2 separate regions of the Homo sapiens genome follow, and region 1 is linked to region 2. A link is an interaction called in ENCODE POLR2A ChIA-PET data of the cell type or tissue named here. Cell type or tissue: GM12878. All regions are shown on one strand. Region 1 overlaps PARD3 (par-3 family cell polarity regulator). Region 2 overlaps PARD3 (par-3 family cell polarity regulator).

The links. Peaks named below come from ENCODE experiments on the same cell type or tissue, not always from the same donor. Only the 100,000 strongest peaks of a DNase experiment are listed, where the experiment ranks them.
Region 1: POLR2A ChIA-PET joins it to region 2 with 5 read pairs; 3 of 35 experiments call an interaction of 5 or more read pairs at or near these places.

The regions. Positions count from the first base shown.
Region 1 is chr10:34,299,768-34,302,267 of GRCh38, reverse strand. All of the region lies in intron 20 of PARD3 (par-3 family cell polarity regulator), which reads left to right. Among named protein-coding and RNA genes, the nearest start is that of LINC02629, 400 kb to the right of the region's middle. In GM12878, no CTCF peak of the experiment used is centred here; no DNase peak of the experiment used is centred here.
Region 2 is chr10:34,373,871-34,376,370 of GRCh38, reverse strand. PARD3 (par-3 family cell polarity regulator) reads left to right here. Exons shown (of 25, transcript NM_001184785.2): 11 at 1,369-1,497. Among named protein-coding and RNA genes, the nearest start is that of PARD3, 440 kb to the left of the region's middle. In GM12878, no CTCF peak of the experiment used is centred here; a DNase peak (open chromatin) is centred at 1,200.

The DNA of each region.
Region 1 (2,500 bases), 74 kb after region 2:
TTAAATGGTAAGTAAGTGCCACTAAATCAATTTCAGGTCTTCAGTGAGTTCCAAAACAAAATTTGAAAAACACCATTTAGATGGTGGAAATCCTCTCGGTTTGCGAGGGTGGGATGAGGAACCTGGAGGCATTGGAGAGGCAGGTGGCCTCTCATAAATGACTCGATATGGCTTGACTCTGCTCCTAAAGATAGTGGGTAGCCATTCAAGAGAATAGCTTGATAAAGTTTACAGTGTTTAGAAAATTAAAAGATTCCTCTAACCACAGTGTGTAGAGTGAACTGAAGGGCTAGACCAGAGTGATGTCAGGAACTGTGAGGCAGCTTTTGTAAAAATTGTGGCCAGTGATGGAGGTAGCCGTAGGGACAGAGACATATAGATGTATTTCTCAGGTAGACTCTAGGGGACTTGCTTATTTGATTTGATGTTAAAAAAAAAAAAAAAAAAAAGAAAGGAGAAAGAACAATAAGAAAGAATTGCCACAGTTTTAGCCTGGTCAGCTGGGTGGATAGTCACACACCGGCTAGTAAATACTGGAAGAGGATCCTATTTGGAGGACATGTGACATGTTGCATCTCATAAGCCTGTGATATGTCTACCTGGAGGGAACTGGAGGGTGGAAGAGGGGGAAGGGCTGGCACTGTAGAGATTTGGAAATCAAAGACATGTCAGGTGGTGCTTGCAACCATGGCAGTGTGAGTGAACAGATGGTCTGGGAAGTGCGTATAGAGGGAAGGAGTAATAGAAGGTGGCCAGAGAGAGTTCTAAGGCCCCTTTGAATATCACTGGCGCTCAGGGCAGGAATGGGGCAGAGGAAGGAGCTGTTGGTAACTGAGAAGAGGCCACTGCAGAGAGAGGAGGAAAACCAAAAGAGTGCAGTCACTAAAGCCATTAAAGCAAGGATGTGTTTTTAATTAATTAGAATGATGTGGTCAACATTGTTCCTGCTGAGAGGTCAGAAAGTCCTCCTGGTCTTGGCTACATGGAGTGATTAGTCAGTAGGTGTCAACTGGACCTATTTTGAAGGGTTACCCAGCACTCTGTGATATACTTGAATATTTCTATATGATGCAGGTGTGGCTAGCATCTCTGATGCTAATGCTTGTTCAAGTTGAGAACATCGCATATCCCTGTTTTAAGAAGCAGAGCTTTTTTCGTGGCACTGTGATACAAACACAAGCGCAAAACCTGTGCCAGATTTCCATAGTTTTTGAGCAATAGAAATGACCTTTTAGGTGACATTAAGTGAATCCTAATTGCAGATTCTCACAAAGGATTGTAGCTATTAGGATATAAGGAATTAATTTGTAAGTACTTAACAAAAGTTGCAGGAAAAATAAATTTGGTGATTGATTTTGCTGCCTGTAGGATCACTTCTTACCCTCCATGGTGAGAGACTGTCATTCACTGTCTCTGCCTTTCTCTTGTATGTTGGGAGTTGTCCTGCTGAACACGACCTTCCTAGAGCTATCTGTGGGTTAAGGATCTTCGTGGCATTAGCTACTCTAAATTAGCTGCCTAGTTCCAGTCTTCTCTCATGCTTACAGAACAAGAAAAGTACTTATAGTCAGTAAATTGTTTTGTCAAAGTCCAAGCTTTAAAATTGCCCCCAGCCCTGCCATTTTTTTTTTTTTTTAAACAAGATCTTGCTCTGTCACCCAGGTCGGACAGGCTAGAGTGCAGTAGAGCAAGCATGGCTCACTGCAGCCTCCTGCCTCAGCCTCCCATGTAGCTGGGACCACAGGCATGCACATTCATTCATTCATTCATTTATTTGTAGAGATGGTTTCTCACTTTGTTATCCAGGGTGGTCTTGAACTCCTGACCTTAAGTGATCCTCCCATCTCTGCCTCCCAGAGTGTTGGGATTACAGGTGTCAGCTACCATGCCTGGCCAAAATTACCTTTTTAGGAAGCTTTTCTTTTCCAATATTGTGACATTTAACCATTATAACACATAATCAGGAGCCCCCACTATGTACTCACATACATTTCCAGACTGTGTTTTCCCAGGGTTTGTTTTTTCCAAGATTCGTGAATGCTTCTATTCCCATGACTTCCAAAAAAATTGTAATATACTATGATTTGTGGATATCTTTGTTTTTCAGGGCAACAGTGTCCATCTTTCATGTCTATCCAAAGAGACATAAAGTCCTTGGTATGTTCAAACTATTAATGTGAACTTTTTATTTGTACATGCATTTTTAATTTCGTGAGTCACTCTGTGTATGATGTACTCTCCGGTTATTGCATTCGGAAACATTTTAACTGGAATTATTTCTGAAAGTGTATTTCCCAGGAAAGTGTAGACTTATATGTTTTTCCTACTGTGACACAATTTTGATTTTCTTTTATATTTTCAGTAATAAAGTATTATGAACTAATTATTATTTTTAAAAAGGTAGACCATGTAACCAGTTAGCTATTGTTTGGTAATTTTGGTAATAGTTAGATACCATTACAGTCTTTAAATGGGTTACCACTAAGATTTTATCTTTCTT
Region 2 (2,500 bases):
TATTATTGAGTCACTTTTTTCTTTTATCACATAATCGCTTTACTTTCAACATATCAGAAAAACCTTTTTATTTTAAAGCAGTGAGAAAGACCTGCAACCTGCATGTCTTTCGAGTTAGGCTTTATTTCCATAGCTGTCATCTTTGTCTTAAAATGGAAACTTCATTTTTGCATGCTTTAAGCCCAACCTTCTAGTATCTACAGTTGTAGCTATACAATATTGATACTTACGTGCATTTTCTCTGAGTGTCTAGATAATTAGAATCATACAAAGAAAAAAGGATCAAGTGACTTAATTGTCTAGATTTTTTTTCACTTTCTTTTGTTTGAGTACAAATTATGTTTAGGGTTCTGCTTCCTGAAAAGGCCGCTTGTCCTTGGGGTATAAATTGAGTGGTATATTAGCCCATGTGTGCAGTCGTAGCTTGTTTTATTTTGTAAGAGTCTCCACTGGAACTTGAATTCAGTCCTTCTGTCTGCAATTCCTTAATAGTAGTACCTTGAGGTATATGAGGTTGATTTTTTTCAGAAGGGGAAATGTTCTGAAATATATTTTAACTACAGGAAAATTTTGATACTGTAATTTAAGTTATAAACTTATTTGCCTTGGACAAAATGTCTTTTTTGTCTAAAAAGAAAAATGTAGAATACCTTTTAAAGGAAACATATGCTCTCATTTCTGTGGAGTATATAGTGCTTTCTGATAATGATGTTATACTTCCTGTTAGATAAAAGATTCCCTAAGAACAAGTTGTTTTAAATTTTTTTCCTGCTTGAATTCTCTCATAACATTGAAAAAATTTCAGCTGAAATATTGCTTCCCTGCTAAAAAATATTGTTTTGTAGTTTCTTTAATGTTTACCTTTTAGAGGTAAAGTGTTTTATTTATATTTATCAGTAAAATTTCATTTAAAGTGAAAATACTGTACCAAAATATTTTTGGTGTGTTTTTATTACCCTTTATAAGAGCAACACCTTTTTATTTTGGTGTAAGAAAACCTATGATGCACAAGGCTATCAAAATATCTCTGTTCTAAGCCAGTAAGTTTTGTGTTAACTTGACATTTTTGAAATATTTATTGCTTGGTACTTGTCAATGCCCTGGTGATTGTCACTTTGGGTTTAATGATGAACACTAAAAGATTGACCACTTCCTCTCTTCTAGATATCTGGTCTTAGTTTCTTTATTAGTCACAAAACCTTAGTGGTTCCCAGATCATGGCAGAATTGTGCATGAAATGAGTTATGTTCCATAGCAGATATGGCTAGTCCTAGAGTGTGTGTGTGTGTGTGTGTGTGTGTGTGTGTGTGTGTGTGTTTTCCTGTTGTTTCCACAGGATTACAGCTGAAAACTTTTGTTTTGTTTTAGGTAAATGGAGTAGATTTAGTGGGCAAATCCCAAGAGGAAGTTGTTTCGCTGTTGAGAAGCACCAAGATGGAAGGAACTGTGAGCCTTCTGGTCTTTCGCCAGGAAGACGCCTTCCACCCAAGGGAACTGGTGTGTAAATTTAGAGTAGATGAAAGATTTCTGATATGCAGCAGCCAGGGGTCTGGGTTAGTTGCCTGATGGCAAATGTTTATTGAGACATTTTCTGAGGAGTTTCTAGATCTTATATTTCTTTCAGCCCTCACTGAATACAAACATTCTTTTCTCTAATACTCCCTTAGTTTCAGAAATGGATATCCTCAGTAATGAATGGAGGGGTACTTAAACATCAGACTGTAGGGATATTTTCAAGGGCATCAAATGTTCATCACTGTACACCCTCAGATGGACTGACTGAATACAGAGACGCCGATTATTTCAGAACTGTCACTCCACAGACTGTCGCTGAAAGCTTGCCATCTTCCACACTGCATATGACAAATTTTCATATTTCACATTTTCATAGTACATGTCAGTAAGCCAAATAGATGCTTGCTTCCTTACTGTTGTATGAAAAGGAATACCTTTTTAAAAAAATTATTATTAAAAATAAAAAGACCTAAGTGGCAATAAGCCTCATGGCTATTAATTATACAAATATAGGTCATGTTACTTAGGATGACATAAATGAAGGAAATGAAAAGGCATTTACAACTTTTGCAACCTATCTCCTTCACTTTCCATACATACATTAATACATCTGAGTATTTACATGGTATTGGTGTGAATGAAATAAGTGTCTTAAATGTACATAGTTCTGAGTGGTTTTCTGCAAAAGTGCTAGGTTTCATTTATATATAAAAATGACATAATTGGAGGAGTTGCCTTTGTCTTTTGATGTGGTAAGAAAATTGTTTTATTTCAAGTACAAGTGGTATTTTAAATATTTCAAAACAGATTCTACTTGGATCATTTTGGAATACATCCTTTTCATCTAGCTCTTAGTGCTAAACAAAAATTAATTTGTATAATCTAGAGTGACAAGGTTTTAGAAACGAGGTTTCCAAATTTATCATATAGCCCAAATTCTCTTGTGTCTTCAAGTATGGATGTGTTATGATAAAAATAACTATAT